Regions from separate parts of the Homo sapiens genome. Here regions 1, 2 and 3 are each linked to region 4. The links are chromatin loops, found by intact Hi-C in ENCODE. Cell type or tissue: GM12878. All regions are shown on one strand. Each heading gives the region's core, and the rest is flanking DNA. Links, peaks and the distances in the headings are about the cores only. Region 1 overlaps IQGAP1 (IQ motif containing GTPase activating protein 1). Region 2 overlaps CRTC3-AS1 (CRTC3 antisense RNA 1). Region 3 holds the start of LOC124903555 (a long non-coding RNA gene). Region 4 has its middle 32 kb from the start of ZNF774.

Region 1 (5,361 bases), core at 226-5,225, 100 kb after region 4:
ATGATGCTTCCAGCTTTGTTCTTTTGGCTTAGGATTGTCTTGGCAATGCGGGCTCTTTTTGGGTTCCATATGAACTTTAAAGTAGTTTTTTCCAATTCTGTGAAGAAAGTCATTGGTAGCTTGATGGGGATGGCATTAAATCTATAAATTACCTTGCTCAGTATGGCCATTTTCACGATATTGATTCTTCCTATCCATGAGCATGGAATGTTCTTCCATTTGTTTGTATCCTCTTTTATTTCATTGAGCAGTGGTTTGTAGTTCTCCTTGAAGAGGTCCTTCACATCCCTTGTAAGTTGGATTCCTAAGTATTTTTATGCTGTTCCTTTATGTTACATGTCTCCTTTTCCCATTTTTCACTATTGGAAATAGAATTTATTTGAGCAAAGCCTAGTTCAGATATCATCTCCTATTGTAGCTAGCTGTTAAAGCATAACTGTTACCAGAGAGTAATTCCCTTGAAGGTGCTGACTGGTATTCAGCACAACGTTATACCACTGATAAGTGTTCCACACAGTAGTCAGTTCGAAATGTTTCCTGAATGAATACGTGGGTGTCAGAATAGACACCTTTTTTTTTTTGAGGAATTGACTTAAAATACTTAGGAAAAAAACTTTAAAAAATAGAATAAATATGAAAAGGTATAAGAATTACTATGTAGGCTGAGCAGAGTGGCTCAAGCCTATAATCCTTGCACTTTGGGAGGCTGAGGTGGAAGGATCCCTTGAGCCCAGGAGTTGGAGACCAGCCTGAGTAACATAGGGAGTTGCTGTCTCTACAAATAATTTTAAAAATTAGCCTCGTGTGGTGGTACACACCTGTGGTCCCAGCTACTCAGGAGGCTGAGGTGGGAGCATCACTGATCCCAGGAGGTTGAGGCCACAGTGAGCCGTGTGATTGGGCCACTGAACTCCAGACTGGGTGGCAGAGCGAGACACTGTCTCAAAAAAAAAATTAAAAGACTGTAATTAAAGATAGCCTTTTGTATAAGCATTCATTTTTGTACTAATTGTATCAGCTTCACCAATGTGTAATACTAGGCCTCTCCCTTAGTGCTTGATAGAAGTAAGGGTTGTTAATGAGGTTATATATTGTGGTGTGGGATACTTCAGGAAGCCCAATTTCAGAACTTGAGCATTTGTAAGGGAATGTTCAGTAGGTCGTAACTGTTGTTATTGTTGAAGGAGGAAGTATCCTGTAGCAATTAAGAGTATCAGCTTCATACTGGTTCGTGGCTCACGCCTGTAATCCCAGCACTTTGGGAGGGTAAGGCAGGTGGATGGCTTGAGCCCAGGAGTTTGGACCACCCTGGGTAACATGGTGAAACCCTTTCTCTACAAAAAAAGGCAAAAATTAGCCGGGTGTTGTGGCACATGCTTGTGACCCCAGCTTCTTGAGAGGCTAGGTAGGAGGATCCAGAGGATCGCTTGAACCCTGAAAGTCAAGGCTGCAGTGAGCCATGATCACACCACTACATAGACTCTGTCTCAAAAAAGAAAAAAAAAAAAAAAAGCCAGAGTATGGGCTTCAGAATCACACCAACTTGGGTTCAAGTGAGAGTTTACTTGCCAGATAATCTTGGAATATACTTTTTGGAACCCACAGTTTATCTGTAAAATAATTACAATAATACTTCAGAGGTTGTTGCAAAGATTGAGATAATAATGCATGTAAAGTATTTGGCTTCATGTCTGCCACATGGTGTGAAGATTATTTTTTAAGTGTCATTTATATTGAAAATGAGTCATTCTATGTTACTTCTTTCCTGTTTAGTACTTGTGTTTCAGATCTGACATCACCTTTTTAAAAATTTTGCATTTGAGTGAGATTTGCTAAAGCAGTTCTGGGGTTAAACTTGAAGAGAAAATATTGAATATTTATATTTAATATCCCATGTGAGAGGAGAGATTAAGAACCCTGTTGTCTGCTTGTTACATCTCTTGTGAAAAACATAAAAAATATAAGAGTTTTGTTACTGAACTCTACTTGTGGTTTTGGTCGAGTCTATCATGAAGGTATGTTGTGGAGATTAGTGCAAATAATGATTTAAATATGGAATTATAAAGTTTAGCAGCTCTATATTCGGGGAAAAACGAGTCTCTGTTGATTGAAAAAGCATAATAAAATAATTTATTCTGAGGCTTTGTGGTTATGCAGTGTCAGAATGAAAAAGATGATACTCCTGTTCCATTTCAGGCTGGTCAGACCATACCTGGAACACAGTGTTCAGTTGGAGAAAGTTCAGAGATGAGCAAAAGACGTGAGGGGGCAGAGATGATGTCTAACACTGCTAATATAATACCTGGTAACGTTTTGAGTACTTACTCTGTGCCAGGCACTGTTCTTAGTATTTTATATGTACTATCATCTCTTTAATCCTCATAAACATTCTGTGGGTAGGTGCTATTATTATTCTGTTTTTATGACTAGTGCTTGAAGGAGCTGGAATCATTTTACTTATGGAATTGTCAGCATGTGACTCATCATGAGGGGATAGGAGGAAAGGCACAAATATTTTTTTCAATACCCAGCCAAGCACTGTGCTAGCTCTATTTCACTTGCAATCTTATTTAATCCTCAATGACAAACCTTGGAAGATCCTGTTAGCCTTTTTTAACAAATGAAAGAACTGGTCAAGTGGCTTGCTGTCTTTCTCGGTAAGTGCGAGAGACAGGACATGGAACCAGATCTTTCCAAGTCCATGGCCAGTGCTACTCACATTATGCTTTTATTTTTACGTTCTCTTGCTCCAGGAGGCAGCTTAGGGTGCCAGTAGAGAATTGATGCCGGCTTAGCAAAAACCTTCTGACTACTGGAGTCCAGAAATGAACTAGGTTACCTTGAATGTTTGATTCTCTGTCAGTATTCAGGCTCAGCCTGCTTCCTGATTTGGCTGAGATGTTTTGGGAACATCAAATTGGGGATGGAGTAGAACATGTGAGGGGAGTGGAGGAATTGAGATGGGCTGAAAGATCTTTAATGAGCCTTCCATCCTTGAGATTCTATGATTATTGCTAGGACAGGGTTAAATATGAGAATTGGTGAAAAGTTGTGTTGGCCAGTGATTTTTCTTTTGTGCATAGATTGATTGATTTTGAGACAAGAGTTTCACTGTCGCCCAGGCTGGGAATGCAGTGGTATGATCACTGCTCACTGCATCCTCAAACTCTCAGACTCAGGCAACCCTCCCACCTCAGCCATAGTTTTATTTTTAAATGTCTTTATAGGCCGGGCACAGTGGCTCACGCCTATAATCCCAGCACTTTGGGAGGCCAAGGTGGGCGGATCACTTGAGGTCAGGAGTTCAAGGCCAGCCCGGCCAACATGGCGAAACCCCGTCTCTACTAAGATGTACAAAAACTAGCCGGGTGTGCTGATCCCAGCTACCCAGAGGAGACGGGAGAATTGCTTGAACCCGGAAGCCAGAGGTTGCAATGAGCTGAGATCGTGCCATTGCACTCTAGCCTGGGCGACAAAGCGAGACTCCATCTCAAAGAAAAATTTTTTTTAATAAAGTCTTCATAAAGCTAAATTTATAAAAAAGCTAGAGGCTGGGCGTGGTGGCTCATGCCTATAATCCCAGCACTTTGGGAGGCCGAGGCTGGTGGATCACCTGAGGTCAGGAGTTCAGGACCAACCTGGCCAACATGGTGAAACCCCATCTCTACTAAAAATATAAAAATTAGCCGGTTGTGGTGGCACAAGCCTGTAATCCCAGCCACTTGGGAGGCTGAGGCAGGAGAATTGCTTGAACTTGGGAGACGGAGGTTGCAGTGAGCTGACATCATGCCACTGCACTTCAGCCTGGGCAACAGAGCGAGACTCCGTTTCAAAAAAAAAAAAAAAGCTAGAGATATGGTTTAGCAGCTCTATATTTGGGGAAAAAAGGAGTCTCTGTTGATTGAAAAAGTGTAATAAAATAATTTAAGCTGAGGCTTTGTGGTTATGGAGTGTCATAATGAAGAAGGTGATAGTCCTGTTCCATTTCAGGCTGGTCAGACCATACTTGGAACACAGTATTCAGTAGGAGAATGAATTCAGCCAGGTTTGTTTGTTTGTCTTTTAAGACAGAGACTTGCTCTGCTGTTGCCCAGGCTGGAGTGCAGTGATGCAATCTCAGCTCATGCCTCAGTTTTCCAAGTAGTGGCTGGGATTGCAGGCATACTCCACCACACTTGGCTAATTTTTGTATTTTTTGTAGAGACGGGGTCTCACCCTGTTGGCCAGGTTTTTCTCCAATTCCTGACCTCAAGTGATCCACCCGCGTTGGCCTCCCAAAGTGCTGGGATTACAGGCGTGAACCACTGCACCGGTTCTAAATATTTAAGTTTTATAAGAAAGGTTTTGTGTCTAAGTTGAGAATCACTGGTGGATTTAGTTAAGCTAAAATACCTTTAATTATTAAAAAGTAGGCAGAATGTGGAGAGATACCAGCCTTTTTCCTTCTTGGTATTTCTGCGATTTTTCCCTTTTTAGACAGCCTGTGGAGCTCAACCCCTTTTGGCTTTTCAGGTGATATAGTGAGAGCAAGAGTGATACTGTGAGGAGGATTCTAAACCTAGCAATCAGTCTTGTTATTCCATCTTTGCCACTAGCTATTGGATGACCTTGGATCAGCCTCATTCTTATTTGTAAATGGGAGGAAGTGCAAATAGATTATTAGCCTCTGAGCAGGCTTGTGGCCAGTTAGATTCTTTTTCAATGTTTATATTTTTAATTTTGGAGTTGTACTTCTAAGGACCTTTACTAAGGAATTAATTCTAAATAAAGAAGAACACCGTGCACAAAGATATTCCTTGCACTATTATTTAATGGTTGAAAACATTTAGAAATGACATAAATGTCTAAGATAGGTGACTTATTAAGGACTTGGTTAAATTTTTATGTAAACTTAAAGTCTTCAGAAACTATATAATAACATGGAAAATATAAACATTTCAGAAATGTTTAATAATTGTCTCATTCATATATATATATATATGTATATATATATATGTATATGTATATATATATATGTATATATATATATATATATAATTTTTGAGACAGAGTTTGTATATATAATTTTTGAGACAGAGTTTTGCTCTGTTGCCCAGGTTGGAGTATGGTGGCACGATCATAACTCACTGCAGCCTTGACCTCCTGGGCTCAAACGGTCCTCCTGCTGCAGCCTCTCAAGTAGCTAGGACTACAGGCATGTGCCACCACGCCTGGCTAATTTTTAAATTTTTTGTAGAGACAGGGTCTGGCTGTGTTGCCAGGCTGGTCCTGAACTCTTGGGCTCAAGCAATCCTCCTGCCTTGGCCTCCCAAAGTGCTGGGATTACAGGCGTGAGCTACTGTGCCTGGCCATTTTTAGATA
Region 2 (5,361 bases), core at 72-5,071, 370 kb after region 4:
GAGTGCCGTCACTGGATATCTTTGCCTTTCAGCCTGATGAACAATCTTTAGTGCTTATTGTAGTGCAAATCTGATGAAAATGAATTCTCTCAGCTTTTGCTCATCTGAAATTGTCTATATTTCATGTTATGTCTTCCAGTAACTGTGAGTCCCATGTGAGCATAACTGACAAGAAAAGACACACAAGTTCTTAGCATGTTGCTGGGTCAAAGAATAGCATTGTTTTCTTAGTCTGGTGAGATGATGAATGAGAAAATTATAGTTATAGCCAAGTGAGTGCCAAAGACTTCAGGAGGCAGTGGGTTTTTACAAACTTGTTTGGATTGGTGAAGTATCTTTGTTTTGGGATTGCCAATCTCCTTCAACTGAAGAGGAAGTTAAAACAGACATCCAAAGCCGGGCGCTCAAGCCTGTAATCTCAGCACTTTGGGAGGCCGAGGTGGGCAGATCGCTTGAGGTCAGAAGTTCGAGACCAGCCTGGCCAACATGGCGAACCCTGTCTCTACTAAAAATACAAAAATTAGCCAGGCATGGTGGTGGGCGCCTGTAATTCCAGCTACTCGGGAGGCTGAGGCAGGAGAATCGCTTGAACCCAGGAGGCAGGGGTTGCAGTGAGCTGAGATCCCGCCACTGCACTCCAGTCTGGGCGACAGCACAAGACTCTTAAAAACAAACAAACAAAAAACAAACAAACAAACAGAGATCCAGGATCATTCCATAGCAAGAAGAACAGAATCACAACCAACAGCCCCTGGTGGCTGCTCCTCATGAAGCACAAATGATTGCAGTGGTTGTTTCCCTGGCAGCTCCTGTTTTTGTGTCAAGGGCAAAGCTCTAAGCAGCATTGCTCTGTCTCTTCATTCCCCTCCCTGCCCACATTAGAGAAGTATTTTTGCAGTCATGGATTCAAGGCCAAAGGCCCCTATTAGCAATGTTTCAACGAAGTTTTTTTTCTGGTGTGTATCCCAATTTTAGGATGTGTATCCCAATTTTAGGATGTGTATCCCAATTTTAGGCTGCACATGGCAGCATGGTTTATCAGGGATGGTTGGTTTCTTAGGTTGGGTTCCCGAAAACAAATTTTGAGACAGAAGCAATGTGCAAATGATTTATTAAGGAAGTGCTCCCAGGAGAAACAATTAAAGGAATGCAGAAAAGAAGTAAAGGAAGAGGAAGATGCCAAGCAAGGCTTTGATGCTGGCCATGTCCCAGCCTCAGCCTGATGCAGAGGTGAGTTCTGAAGGGGAAATTACACTTTATAGTTTTGTTCCACTGCAGTGAGGGAGCTGGGCTTTCACATCAGTGAAAGTGCAGGCTTTCCTGCACCAGTCAGTGGTTATGAACACAGGTAGGAAGGACACATAAACTCTCAGGCCATTCTCACTCCCTTTATATGCTGGTGTGCACAGCAACCCCAGCAGACCAGGTGTGATGCCCTCAGGTACAAGCCACTGGAAACAAAGGTCACAGAAAGTGGAGGATAACAGGACAGAAATGGTAAAAGGGATCCAGGGGGATACAGGTGAAGCACCAACAGCATCTGCCACGGTAGGACATGTGAAAAGAAGGCCTTGACACGCTTTTTATAGAATGCTTTGTACTAATTTAGGAGGATATCATTTAATATATTATTGCTTTTAAGTGGGTTCCCCTGGGAGTATAGAGGGACGTGTCATGGGCCAACCCATTAATATTTCAAGATGAGAATGTCTCTTTGACAGCTGTGCATCTTATACTTGCAAGAACTCTGGGAACTATCTAGGCCATTTGAATCAGGTTTCTGCACACATCTTGACCAATTTAGTTTCTGAAATTCTATTTTGTCATTTTATACCCCCCCACCCGCTGATTCTATAGTGAAAGTCAGTAGTCAAAGTCTTGTTGCATCTGAAAGCCTTCACAGACTTCCTTTCCCATTTGACCTATGAGGTTTGTGTCTCATTGTATTAAAGGACAAGGATATTTCTCTCTTTTTTTTTTTTTTTTTGAGACGAAGTCTCGCTCTTGTCCCCCAGGCTGGAGTGCAATGGTGCGATCTCGGCTCACTGCAACCTCCACCTCCCGGGTTCAAGTGATTCTCCTGCCTCGGCCCCGCTGGGATTACAGGTGCCTGCCACCACGCCCAGCTAATTTTTGTATTTTTAGAAGAGACGGGATTTTACCATGTTGGCCAGGCTAGTCTAGAACTCCTGACCTCAAGTGATCCACATGCTTTGGCCTCCCAAAGTGCTGGGATTACAGGCGTGAGCCACCACGCCCGACCTCTTCTTCTTTTTTTTTTTTTTAGAGATAGACTCTTGCTCTGTTGCCCAGGCTGGAGTGAGTGGCACGATCCTGACTCATTGCAACCTCAACCTCCCGGGCTCAAGCCATCCTCCCACCTCAGTCTCTTGAGTAGCTGGTATTACAGGTGCACGCCACCATGCCCGGCTAATTTTTTAATTTTTTAGTAGAGACGCGGTTTTGCTATGTTGCCAAGGCTGGTCTCGAACTGCTGAGCTCCAGTTATCTGCTTGCCTCAGCCTCCCAAATTGCTGGAATTACAGGTGTGAGCCACCATGCCTGGCAGATATTTCAAATTTGAGTAGGAAAACTTTTAACAACTCTTTGATGATGACAGTGTAGTATATTTTGTATATGGTGATAGTTCTACACATCTCTAAACATATATTTCTATTTATGTGATCAGTATTTTTTCATCTGGATGAAATTAACAGAATAATACTGTTGTGAATCATGCCGTTCCATTATCTGTCAAAAAATGGCAGAGACAGGCCAGGTGCAGTGGCTCATACCTATAATCCCAACACTTTGGGAGGCTGAGGCAAAAGGACTGCTTGAGCCCAAGAGTTCAAGACCAGCCAGGGCAACATAGTGAGACCCCCATCTCTACCAAAAAAAAAAAAAAAAAGGCAGACATGATAGTACTGTGGTCTACAATGGAACACACTGGAACATATCCATAGCATCTAATGACTTTTATCAAAAGTCCTTCATTCATCATACCCCCTTTATTTCACATGAGCCATTCCAGGAATCATGTGAACAAGAAGAAGATTCTTGAGTGCCATCAAGTGGCCATTTGGGGAAAACCACAGGTGATCTGGGTGTAAGACCATCAGCCTCTACATAATTTCCTCCCTGAATTTGGGGTCTGGTTTTGGAGCAGAGAAATGTTAAAAAAAAAAAAAAAGTTGTCAGAGGAACCTAGTTGGAGGTTGAGGATGAAACCAAAGCCATGGCCTGAGAAGGGAGAAAATGGCTGAAGTAGCCAAAGATTATTTTTTTAAAGACTTTATTTTATTTTATTATTTTTTTTGAGATAGAGTCTCACTCTGTCACCCAGGCTGGAGTGCAGTGGTGCAATCTCGGCTCACTGCAAGCTCCGCCTCCTGGGTTCAAGCGATTCTCCTGCCTCAGCCTTCCGAGTACCTGGGATAACAGGCGCGCGCCACCACACCCAGCTAATTTTTGTAATTTTAGTAGAGACAGGGTTTCATCATGTCAGCCAGGCTGATCTCGAACTCCTGACCTCAGGTGATCCACCTGCCTTGGCTTCCCAAAGTGCTGAGATTACAGGTGTGAGCCACTGTACCCGGCCAGACTTTATTTTTTTGAGAGCAGTTTTAGGTTCATAGCAAAATTAAGAGGAAGGCACTGAGATATCTCATATGCCCCCCCAACACATGCACAATCCCCCCCATTAACAACATCCCCCACCAGAGTGCTACATTTATTACAACTGATGAACCTACATTGACACATCATCACTCAAAGTGTATAGTTTATATTAAGGTTCATTCTTGTTGTTGTACAATCTATGGACAAATGGAAAAATATATAGGACATGTGTCCACCATTATAGTATCATACAGAGTATTTTCACTGCCCTAAAACTCCTCTATTCTCTGCCTATTCATCCCTTCCTGCCCTCAGCCCCTGGCAACCACTGATCTTTTTACCATCTCCACAGTTTTGTCTTTTCCAGAATGCCATATTGTTGGAATAATACAGTGTGTAGCCTTTTCAGACTGGCTTCTTTCACTTAGCATTATGGAATTAAGTTTTCCTCATGTCTCTTTACGGCTTGGTAGCTCATTTCTTTTTAATGCTGGATAATATTCCATTGTTTGAATGTATCACAATTTATCCATTCACCTACTGAAGGACATTTTAGTTACTTCCAAGTTTTGGCAGTTATGAATAAAGCTGCTATAAATACCTGTGCAGGGTTTTGTATGGACATAAGTTTTCAAAGCCAACATTGGATCATATGGCAAGAGTAGGTTTAGTTTTGTAAGAAACTACCATACTGTCTTCCAAAGTGGCTATGCCATTCTGCATTCCCATCAGCAATGAGAGTTCCTGTTGCTCCACATGCTTGCCAGCATTTGATGTTGTAAGTGTTCTGGACTTTGGCCATTCTAATAGGTATGCAATGACATCTTATTGTTGTTTTATTTTGCTTTTCCCTGATGAAAGGGAAATGTGGAGCATCTTTTCATATGCTTATTTGCCATCTGTTTATCTGCTTTGGTAAGGTGTCTGTTAAGGTCTTTGGCATATTTTTGGGTTTGCTTTTGTTTTTTGAGACAGAGTCTTGCTCTATTGCCCAGACTGGAGTGCAGTGGCACAATCATGGCTCACTGCAACCTCCGCCTCCTGGGCTCAAGCCATCCTCCCATTTCAGCCTAGCAAGTAGGTGGGACAACAGGCCTGCACCACGACACCCAGCTAATTTTTATATTTTTTGTAGAGACGAGGTCTCACTATATTGCCCAGGCTGGTATTGAATTTCTGGGTTCAGGCAATCTTACTGCCTCAGCCTCCCAAAGTGTTAGGATTATAGGTACGAGCCACCATGCCAGGCCTTTGACTCATTTTTTAATCAGGTTGTTTGTTTTCTTATTGTTAAGTTTTGAGAATTCTTTGTATATTTTGGATAATGGTCCATTATCAGATATATCTTTTGCAAACATTTTCTTCTAGTCTGTCTTGTCTTTTTGTTCTCTTAAGAGTGTCTTTTGTAAAGCAGAAAATTTTAATTTTAATAAAGTCCACCTTATTAATTCTGTCACGGATCATGCTGCTGGTGTTACATCTCAACAGTCATCACCGACTAACTGCAACCTCCACCTCCCAGGTTCAAGCAACTCTCCTGCTTCAGCTATCTGAGTAGCTGGGATTATAGGCATGCGCCACCATGCCTGGCTAATTTTTGTATTTTTAGTAGAGACAGGGTTTCACCATGTTGCCCAGACTGGTCTCTAACTCCTGACCTCAGGTGACCTGCCCACCTCCAAAAGTACTGGGATTACAGGCGTAAGCCACCGTGCCCGGCTGGAACATCTCATAACACTT
Region 3 (5,361 bases), core at 200-5,199, 280 kb after region 4:
CCAGCCTGGGCAACAGAGCGAGACTCCGTCTCAAAAAAAAAAAAAAAAAACCAATGTATATTTTTTCAGTTCTCAGTTCCCTCTTTTTCCTGTCAGTGCTCTCATTTCTATATATTAGATTAAACATTATGCTATATATACGTGTGTGTATGTATATGTGGCTATCTCAGATACTTTTGAAGTACGGTCTAAATGTATAAGCATGCATATAGTTTTACTAACCAAAATAGAGAAGGGAATTGAAGAAAAAAGAGGAGAATGTTTATTCACTTATAAAAATTATTTGTTAAGTATGTGCTAGTGGTCAGACACCGTTTTAGACATTTTAATTCACTGTAACAGTAAACAGCATGGTCCCTGACCTCAAGTTGCCCAGGGTTCAGTGGGAGAGGCTACTCAGCAAACAAGCAGCCACGGCAGGTATGGCGTCTGCAGGGAGGCAGCTCAGGGGCTGTGGGAGCACGTCGGAGGTGCAGCTTGAACTAGTCTGGGGAAACGAAGAAGGCATCCTGGGGGAACATCTGAGGCTTGAAGGATAAGAAGTAAGAGGATAAAGTGTTCATTCAGCAGATCTTTACAGAGCCCCGTCTCTGTGCCAGGCACTGTTCTAAGCACTGGGGACCCAGTGATGAATAAGGGAGGCATACTTCCTGCTTTCTTGAGTTCACAGTCCTGTGGGAGATGACAGCAAACAGGCAATAAGAAAGGAAAATGGTTTTAGATGGTAATGAGTGAGATTTAAGAGAGTAAAGCAGTTGGGAGGTATGTTCCAGGCAGAGGGAAGAGAATGTGGTGCAAAGTCCTACCCAGAAGGGGAGATGACTTCTTGTGTTCAGGGGACCCTATCTCTTATGATAGGGTATAATCTGGCACTGTATGGATCAACTTGAGAGCATAAGCAAAGCTAGTCAACTCCTAAAGGAAGGAGAAACAAAAACCAAGTTAATATGCAGAGAAATTAAAGTTATTAGACAGTATGAGTCAGATTCACTGATCATGAGCCATGTCTCTGTGGTCTCCTAAGCTCCTAAATTGGGTTCCTGGGACTGGACATCGGTTGATGCAAAGAAAGTTCTTTAGCCCAGTCTCTTTTGAGGAATCAAGGGTCCGTGAAATGGGATGATTTTATTTTGGTGTTAATCTATTCCACTTGGAGGAGGAGGGCTGTGATTCCGTCTTTGCTTTCACGACCTGCATTCTGTTGGTTGTGAAATAATCTGCTTAAAATTGTGGCCTTGAACATTTGTCTATGACTTTTTAAATGAAGTTTCTTCATTTGAAAGTATAAAACACTAGTTTGAATCTTTGTTAGAACAAAAGGAAAAAATCAGAATTATTATAGCTGTTTCTTGGCTTGGGTGTTATTTAAGACACACTGGCTTAGACAAGGGTTTTAAGGGTTCACTCCTATGATAGGGTGATCTCAAATAAAACGAACATTGTTTAACAAATACTCTGGCCTCCTCTCAGAGTGGGCAGCCACAGCACGCAGAGCTCTGCCACAGGAGATTCCTTCTGGAGTGGGCTTTGCCCTTGGCATGGGTGGCCACACAAGACCAAGGCACAGCTGCAGCTGGGCCCTGGCCTAGCCCCACACAGGCGGAGGAGAGGCACTGCCAGGGCTTGCTCCTGGCTGGGGGCCTGGGCTCGGGCACTTGGAAGAGAAGCTCTTCTGCCCTTCTGCAGATGTGCAGTCTGTAGCAGCCCTTCTTACTCTCACTCATCAAGGTTGGCAGACGTGCCGTGTCCCAAACACCATTGCTAAACTTCTGAACTATTAACATAAATTTATAGCAAATAAAATATTTTCTCAGCCTTGTGGATGACACGCTCAGAAGGAAACACGAAATGCCTTCCTTGAAAGGAAGTCAAGAGTTCACCAGCGTGAAGGGTCGTGAAGAGATGCCTAAGACCTACTAGAGTTAGGAATGATTCTCCTCTCTGGGCTGGGCCTTGCTTTGATTCTTTTCATCATAATGAGATGAAAATGTTAGGACATTGGTTTATAGGACACTGTTTCTTTGAGATGCATGGCCTATTACATTTGAGAAACACCATACTCTGTATCACCTCTTGGAGCCTGACCGTATATATCAGGGCTCTGAAAAGTCCTGCAGTTAATAAACTTCTTATCTTTAACCCAGAATTTCAAAACTTAAGTGATCACAAAATCCAACTGTTACCTAACACCCGTCTTATCTTGAAGGACAAGGAAACATTGGTCTTTAGAATTTTAAGGGGGAAATATTCTGACTTCACAATACCACATGCAACCTGTTTGCCTCTCATTTGCTGAGGGAAACAGGATGTTCTTATAAATGCAAGGACTCAAAAAGATGCCACTCATATCCTCCCTTACAGTTTCACTTTAAGATGTCTTCTAGTGGGACATAGTTAGAGGTAAAGGGACAAAAAGAAGTAGAATGACAATAAACACATGGCTGAGCAATCAGGAAGGAGCCAAATTGTGGCCAGTTTTATATATTAAATCTGACCCTGAAACTTGTCTTGGTAGGTGGGTTCTGTTAACCAGACTCCGAGCCCACTTACCCCACCAGCTACATGGAAGGTCTCAGGCCTGCCCCACAAACTGTGTCCCTGGCAGAACACAGAGTTCCAGAGCAGGAGAGAAATGACTGGCTTCCAGGCTGCCCCGACAAGGCAGTTCCTGAGCCCTGCCCAGGTACACTGACCGCACAGGGACGGGAAGCCAAGAGAAGGGAACCCTGGGCCTGCTCACCCAGCCGCAGGTCAAGCAGCACAAAGAAAGGGCCAGGGCGGGTCTTGTTTTCAGCTTCTGTGGCTCAGTAACCCCACCCACTGGTAAACTGGCCAACTGATGTCCTCTCTTATCAGAAGAAGAAGAGCTGCTCCCCTTCCTTTGGTGAAGAGTAAGAACTGTTCCCTCTAACACTCCACAGGTTGAGAGGAACAGCAGTCCCTGTGTTGATGGATTGAGGCAGTAACTCGAGGAGGAAGATTTTCCTGCACAGAACTGCAGAGGCTTGGGGAGAGAGAGAACACACTGGGATGACTCTGAGATCCTAACATGAGTGTCTTGGTGGACGGTGGCCTCACTAAATGAGATGGACTATAAGAAGAGGAACAGATTAAGGGGACAGTGATTGGTTGGATTTTTGGTAGAATTTGAGCTGTCTTGGGTACTTTTGGCAGAGAACTTGAGTAGGCAGTTGGAAGTATGCACTTGGAGTTCACAAAAGAACTGTTGGGAGCTGGAGGTGTCGATTTATGAGTTACTGGACTGTGGGTGACAGTGGGGCCGAGGGAAGGATGCGATTGGCCAAGGCGAGCATGGAGGACAGGGGCTCTCTACCAGGAAGACGGGCACTGGCCCTGAGGCTCTTAGGAAGCGCCTCCTAAAGCTCCTGTGCCCGGAGGCTCCCGCCACCCCCTCCACCTGCTCACACTCTGCCTGGTGCCCAGGGATCCTGAGAGCATCCTTTGCCTCTCAGAGCAATGCAGGCAGGTGTGGCCTGAGGCTGCGAGGCCACAGGACCCCAGGGAACATCAGGACGGAAGGCAAAGGGGCGGAAAGGAGTGCACAGAGGGATAAGAAAAGATCCATGTGAGTGTGGGGATTTTTTTTTTTAACTTTAATTTTTGTTTCCATCCATTGCAGCCACCTCTTCTTTGTTTATCTTTTTCATCATCCCTCCTCCCTGCCTTCCTTTTTTAATGTGGAAATCTTCCTTGAGCCAAAGGCTTCACTAAGCTTAACTAAGGAAGCAATGGAGGAGGCGCTGATGTGGTTGTTAAAAGCCCTGTGACCTGTGCTGCCCTTCCGCTGGCACGCTGGCACCTGGCAGGGATGCCAGAAATGTTTCTTGAGTAAATGGTAAATTCAAGTTTATAAATAAGAGTGTTTCCTTTGTCTCGAGGTTGTTACTTAGGGCATGTCAGTGTTGTGGAGTAGTTTAAAGCCACCTGAATGAAGTTTTCTGAAGTTTTCCAAAGAACAAATAAACTTCTTCTAGATTTTCCTTGCATTAAGTATAAGTGTATAACATGAGTGGTTCTCTTGGGTTTTCAAATATCCACTAAATTAGATGAGAGTGAAAATTAAGAGAGCTCAGAGGTCACATCTTTCAACTTTTGATGCCTCAACCTAATTATATTAAAAATTTCCAGGAATTTACTATATTTTCATGTTGTTAATATCAGGAAGGTTAAAATGCTAACTTACACCTCAACATTGAAATCACCAGCGTTTGATGATTACGTGACTATTACACCACTGCATTCTAATTTGTATTATCAGTACTATGAGATCAGAGATACTGAGTTTAAAGATGGCAGTGTACTGAGAAAAATGGTAAACTTCTACTTCCTGAAATTAAGCGTTTCTGAACAGAGATTCATCAAATCTGCAGAAAAGAGAAAGGCAGATAACCGTAGGTTCTGAGGCTCGGTGTTTCCTCCCTAATGGCTTTGCCAACAGAAATACTGACAGGTTTTGTCTGTCACGGGCCTTACTATTTATCACCTTTTCCTCTCCTACCTCCTACTGTGGTCTTGCCTCATCTGTACTTCATGTACCTTAAGCCTAATAGTGAATGTTGAAGAAATGTCTCTCTTTGGAAATTATCTGTTTTATTTTATTGATTTAAGGTCAAATTAAGAAATAAGATAATGAGACTTGTCAAAGAAAACGAATACATAGAAGATGAAACTTGCAATCCTAATGCCTCTCCTGGCAAAGAAGACATTTCCCACCAAATCACTAAGAACTCATGAGAGCCTCCGTTTTCCTAATTCCAGATTCTGTATTTATTTGAGCTGCCCAGCCCAGGCCTGCAGGATAGGGCCCCACTCCATCAAGGCTCCTGTTTCCTCCTGAGCCCGAGCAGATGGTACCTTCTCTTATAGCCTCCATCCTTCCCAGAACACTCCAGGTACTATTTTCTATTTTCTGGGGGCATTTGGCATAGTTCACTGTTTCCTGAGAGGCAGCATAGCTTAGCGGAGAGCTCTCAGGCTTTGGTGTCAGTGATTTGTGGGTCTGACCCCTGATCCACCAGGCGTGCTATCTGATCTTGGATTTCTCAGCTCTTCTAGAACTGAGCCTCAGTTTCTTCAGCTATAAAATGGGGAAAATATCTGCCTCTCAGGATTGAGGTTAAATAAAGTGTGAACTCAGCACAGGCCTGGCACACAGTAGGTGCTTAGATATCTGTTTTCAAATTTCTGTCTTAATGTGTAGTTTGTATCTTCTTTATTATTTCCACCTTAAGAAATAAAAGTTTGGGATGAAAAGTATTATTGGTAACTGCCGAATGTATATTTAATCCAATCAGTGATCCAGGAGACAAAAGGAATGGGCTTGGTTTGGGTGAGTGATAA
Region 4 (5,361 bases), core at 68-5,067:
TTGGCCAGGCTGGTCTCGAAATCCTGACCTCAGGTGATCCACCCGCCTCGGCCTCCCAAAGTGCTGGGATTACAGGCATGTGCCACCACACCTGGCCCCTTTTTTTTTTAATGTATATGCGTATGGTGTAGAGGCCAAGAGGATAAGTTCTTCTTGGCCTTCTGAAGTTTCCCTGAAAAATCAACTTGGAAAAGACAGGTTAATAAGAGAAAAAGCACACAGATTTATTTAACAAGTATACAATTAATGAAGATTCAAAGATACAGGTGGAATTGTCCATTTTTATGCTTAGGTTTAACAAAGTATGGAGAGCCATGTAAAAATATGATTGGGCCAGGCGCGGTGGCTCACGCTTGTAATCCCAATGCTTTGGGAGGCTGAGGGGGGCGGATCACCTGAGGTCAGGAGTTCAAGACCAGCCTGGCCAACATGGTGAAACCCTGTCTCTACTAAAAACACAAAAAAATTAGCTGGGCATGGTAGTGGGCACCCGTAATCCCAGCTACTTGGGATGCTGAGGCAGGAGAATCACTTGAACCCGGGAGGCGAAGGTTGCAGTGAGCTGAGATCATGCCATTGCACTCCAGCCTGGGTGACAGAGCAAGACCCCATCTCAGACAAAAAAAAAAAAAAAAAAAGACGTACAAATGGCCAACAGTTATGAAAATATCCTCCATCTCATTACTCATAATGGAAATGCATAGCAAAACTACAATGAGATATATCTCACCCCAGTTAAAATACCTCTATCCATGGCGAAACTCCATCTCTACTAAAAATACAAAAATTAGCTGGGTGTGGTGGCATGTGCCTGTAATCCCAGCTATTAGGGAGACTGAGGCAGGAGAATCGCTTGAACCTGGAAGGCAGAGGTTGCAGTGAGCTGAGATTGTGCCACTGCACTCCAGCATGGGCATCAGAGCAAGACTCCATCTCAAAAAAAAATAAAAATAAAAAAATAAATAAAATAAAATAAAATATATATATATATGGACAGAAAGAATATGGTCTACTGCTAATAGACTGAGTGGGGAAACCCAGCCCAGCCTGTCTCTCCAGATTCTTGGACTTTCTCTGCAGCATTCCTTCCTTCTGGGTGAGGGGCAGGGACCTGCCGGGAATGGAGGTCTTATGATCTACAGTCAAACAAGTTAAGTCAGATAATTTTTTTTTCTTGAGACTGGGTCTTGCTCTGTCACCAGGCTGGAGTACAGTGTCGTGATCACGGCATACTGCAGCCTCAGCCTTCTGGGCTAAAGTAATCCTCCCACCTCAGCCTCCCAAGTAGCTGGAACCACAGGGGTGCACCGCCACACCAGGCAAATTTTTTAATTTCTATTTTTGTAAAGACAGGGGGTCTCCCTATATTGCCCAGGCTGGTCTTGAACTCCTGAGCTCAATTAAACCTTTGCCTCTGCCTCCCAAAGTGCTGGGATTACAAGCATGAGCCACTGCACCCACCTAGATAATTTTTTTGTTTTGTTTTTATTTGAGACAGAGTCTCGCTCTGTCACCCAGGCTAGTGTGCAGTGGCATGGTCTCGGCTCATTGCAACCTCCACCTCCTAGATTCAAGCCATTCTCCCACCTCAGCCTCCCGAGTAGCTGGGACTATAGGCACACGCCACCATGGCTGGCTAATTTTTGTATTTTTAGTAGAGATGGGGTTTTACCACGTTGGCCAGGCTGGTCTCAAACTCCTGACCTTGTGTCATCTGCCCGCCTCAGCCTCCCAAAGTGCTGGTATTATAGGCCTGAGCCACTGTAGCCGGCCCAGTTAGTTTCTTTATGGGCAGTTTGACACAGAAAGGTGGAGGGGAAATTAGAGTCATTTTTTTGTTTTGTTTTTTTGAGATGGAGTCTCACTCCGTCACCCAGGCTGGAGTGCGGTGGCGCGATCTCGGCTGACTGCAACCTCTGTCTCCTGGGTTCAAGCGATTCTCCTTCCTCAGCTTCCCAAGTAGCTGGGACTACAGGCACACGCCACCACACTCAGCTAATTTTTGTATTTTTAGTAGAGATGGGGTTTTACCACGTTGGCCAGGCTGGTCTCGAACTCCTGACCTCATGTCATCTGCCCACCTCGGCTTCCCGAAAGTGTTGGGATTACAGGTGTGAGCCACTACACCCGGCCTAGAGTAGCATTTTTAAGTTTTATGGCTGACTATAGGGAAAAGGGACTCTGATTTCTATGGGTAACCGCAGGGGAGAATGGTACTGAGAGAAAGGCATGGAAGAGAAAGTCAGAGGAAAACGTTTGCTTACGAAGCTGCTGCTGAGGTTCTCATTTTAGGCTATTGTTTTCTGAGCCCCAGCAGTGGCCAGCTGTACCATAACAATCAAGATGCATTTAAAACTTTTTCTAAAAACTAGCTCTATCCTTTAACTACTGACTTAGCCAATTACCTCCTTCTTAGAGCTACTCCTTCTCTGGGATTGCCCAGGAACCTGAGGCATATGTCATGCACAAAGGAGTCCTGTGGACATTCATACCCTTTGGAGCGGAGCCCAGGAGTCCCTAGCGGTGGTCTGTGGCTGTTTCTGCCCTTGCTCTTAACCACCACAAGGTGTCACTCTTCGCTGCTCCTGCGCGTTCCCACCAAGGCGGTAACTGCTGGCCAGAGAGGAAGAATTTCCTCTGTCCCCGCACTAGCTAATCCAGAGTCCTTACCAGTTCCCAGGGCTTCATAGTACCCAGCCCTTTCAGGCCCCCGCAAAGCCTCGCCCCGCAAGCCCGCCGCCAGCCCCAGCACTATGTCAGGACTGGCTCAGAGGAACACCCATTCCAGACAATAACAACTTTTTCTTTCTTGCCCAGGTGTTTTCAACCCTTAAACCAGACTGGGCTTGTTCTATTTTTACTTTTTAAAATTTTAACTCCTCTACTATCATTCCCAAATGGGCTTGTTCTAATTCCTTCCCGGACCATAGAGCTACAAACTTCCCCGAAGAGCGACTTCCAATTGGTTTTTAGGCATCCTTGGTGTGCCTTTCATACATAAAGGTAGGTCAAGGGTTCCCTACCTTCTCTGACAATAGAGCCTGATTGTCTCCAGTTGGAGGACCAGCCCTTAAAACAGCTAAATTCCTTTTACTTTCCCTAGAGGAAGGGGAGCTCCGTGGGGAGTCAGCTACCCGGGGGCAGACTTTCTGGCATTCTTTGGAAAAGCAGTGAAAATAAAACTCACAAGTTACATCTTCAGCAGAGTATCTGCTACATATGAATATATTGTACACATATTTTTATATGGTTGCAAACATAAAACATATAGGTCCATGTCCTGATTTTTCATGTACTGCAATGTATGTTGAGTATTTTCCCATGTCGTTGTAAATTCTTCATAAGCATTATTTGCAGTGGTTGAATGATCTTTTTTCATGATAGGGTTCTATTGTAATTTTGTAATAATTTTCTTATTTTTAGACACTGATCATTTTGTTTTTTGCTGTATTGACTATTCTTATATATTTTTATATATATTTCTGATTATTTCCTTATAAGAGACCTAGTATTGAAATTACTGAGTCAAAAACATTTGCAAGTCTTTTTATTCATGCTGCAAAAAACTTCCTAGAAAGCTTGCATCATTGTGTACTATCAACACCAAGTACCATAAGGAATGCACACCTAATTGCACCCTAATCAAAAGTAATGAAAACAATTTTATAAATCTCTCTTATCAGTGCACTGGTAAAAAAGATGTTTTAATTTGCAATTAGGCTGGACGTGGTGGGTCACGCCTGTAATTCCAGCACCTTGGGGAGGCCAAGGTAGGAGGATCACCTGAGGTCTGGAGTTCGAGACCAGCCTGGCCAACATGGTGAAACCCCGTCTCTACTAAAAATTAAAAAAAATTAGCCGGGCGTGATGGCATGTGCCTATAATCCCAGCTACTCGGGAGGCTGAGGCAGGAGAATCACTTGAACCTGGGAGGTGGAGGCTGCAGTGAGCTGAGATCCCGCGATTGCACTCCACGCTGGGCAACAAGAACAAAATTATCATCTTAAAAAAAAAATCAATTAATTACTAGTATAAATTAACATTTTAAAATTTGTATTTCTGTTTTTTATAAATTGTTAGCAGTTTTTACTTATTTATTTACTTAGAGACGGAGTCTTGCTCTGCTCCCAGGCTGGAACATAGTGGCAAAATCATAGCTCACTGCAGCCTCCAACTTCTGGGCTCAAGGGGTCCTCCTGTCTTGGCTTCCCAAAGTACTGGGATTACAGGCATGAGCCATCATGTCTGGCCCTTTTACTCATTTATTTATTGGGATCTTAATTTTAAAATCCATTTGTATGACCCCTTTATTTATTGAAGATACCAATCTATTGTCTGCTATATTGTTATAAGTGTTTTCTCAATAAATATATTGCTTAATTTATAGTTTTATGAATATTTTTGTCACAGGCTGAACCCCCAATTTTGGGATTCAGTCAACCTGGGAGGCCACGTGGGTTCTTGGCTTTGCACAAGAAGGAATTCAAGAGCAAGCCAACAGAATGAAGAGAAAGCACATTTAATAAGAAAGTAAAGGACTGCTGGGCTTAGTGGCTCACGCCTGTAATCCCAGCACTTTGGGAGGCTGAGGCGGGTGGATCACCTGAGATCAGGAGTTCAAGACCAGCCTGGCCTGTTAACATGGCAAAACCCCATTTCTAGTAAAAATACAAAAATTAGCCGGGCATGGTGGCACGCACCTGTAGTCCCAACTCCTTGGGAGGCTGAGGCAGGAGAATCGCCTGAACCCGGGAGGCAGAGGTTGCAGTGAACCAAGATTGTGCCACTGCACTCCAGCCTGGGCGACAAAGTGAGACTCCATCTCAAAAAAAAAAAAAAAAAGAAGCAAGTAGAGGATTTTGGGAGGCTGAAGTGAGTGGATAACTTGAGCCCAGGAGTTCGACACCGACCTGAGCAACATACGGGGACCCTGTCTCTACAAAAACATTTAAAAAGTAGCTAGGCTTGGTGTTCTGCACCTGTAGTCTCAGCCACTTGGGAGGCTGGGGCGGCAGGATTGCTTGAGCCCAGGAGGTAGAGGCTGCAGTGAGCTATGATCATGCCACTGCACTCCAGCCTTGGCAACAGAGCAAGACACTGTCAGTAAATAAATAAAGCAAGCAAAATCCCCTGGTGACCATCCAGCAGGCTCCAGAGACAAAAACTCCTTATCTGAGGAATTTAGAAGTAATTAGACTTTCCTATTATCTAAAGACACTTGGTTCCAGGCCTCTTTTCAACTTAAAATGTGTGAGTAACTAGGATTTCTGTACATCCCCAGAATGCATGCATGCCGAAACTCATTGTTCAACCCTTGCTAACATCAAGGCAACAAAATGTCTAAAAATGTAATCATTTATC

The links. Peaks named below come from ENCODE experiments on the same cell type or tissue, not always from the same donor. Only the 100,000 strongest peaks of a DNase experiment are listed, where the experiment ranks them.
Region 1: it touches region 4 in a loop (2.9-fold over the local background); 6 of 110 quality-filtered maps call a loop at or near these places.
Region 2: it touches region 4 in a loop (2.9-fold over the local background); 22 of 110 quality-filtered maps call a loop at or near these places.
Region 3: it touches region 4 in a loop (3-fold over the local background); 26 of 110 quality-filtered maps call a loop at or near these places.

The regions. Positions count from the first base shown.
Region 1 is chr15:90,417,645-90,423,005 of GRCh38, forward strand. The region is part of intron 2 of IQGAP1 (IQ motif containing GTPase activating protein 1); the gene reads left to right. Among named protein-coding and RNA genes, the nearest start is that of IQGAP1, 32 kb to the left of the region's middle. RefSeq lists an enhancer at 2,125-2,174. In GM12878, for the core only: no CTCF peak of the experiment used is centred there; a DNase peak (open chromatin) is centred at 2,247; H3K27ac peaks cover 2,143 bases.
Region 2 is chr15:90,690,793-90,696,153 of GRCh38, forward strand. The region is part of intron 2 of CRTC3-AS1 (CRTC3 antisense RNA 1); the gene reads right to left. Among named protein-coding and RNA genes, the nearest start is that of CRTC3-AS1, 24 kb to the right of the region's middle. In GM12878, for the core only: a CTCF peak has its summit at 3,083 (motif pointing left); DNase peaks (open chromatin) are centred at 1,459, 1,779 and 3,069; H3K27ac peaks cover 3,035 bases.
Region 3 is chr15:90,595,529-90,600,889 of GRCh38, forward strand. The region is part of intron 3 of CRTC3 (CREB regulated transcription coactivator 3); the gene reads left to right. It overlaps LOC124903555 (a long non-coding RNA gene), which reads right to left and starts at 450. Exons shown (of 2, transcript XR_007064758.1): 1 at 363-450. It overlaps LOC124903554 (a long non-coding RNA gene), which reads left to right and starts at 3,499. Exons shown (of 2, transcript XR_007064756.1): 1 at 3,499-3,586; 2 at 4,780-5,277. RefSeq lists enhancers at 432-501, 2,669-2,963. In GM12878, for the core only: a CTCF peak has its summit at 2,822; DNase peaks (open chromatin) are centred at 465, 673, 2,393 and 2,773; H3K4me3 peaks cover 1,452 bases; H3K27ac peaks cover 3,476 bases.
Region 4 is chr15:90,317,636-90,322,996 of GRCh38, forward strand. No RefSeq gene overlaps it. Among named protein-coding and RNA genes, the nearest start is that of ZNF774, 32 kb to the right of the region's middle. RefSeq lists an enhancer at 2,419-2,528. In GM12878, for the core only: a CTCF peak has its summit at 2,564 (motif pointing right); a DNase peak (open chromatin) is centred at 2,576.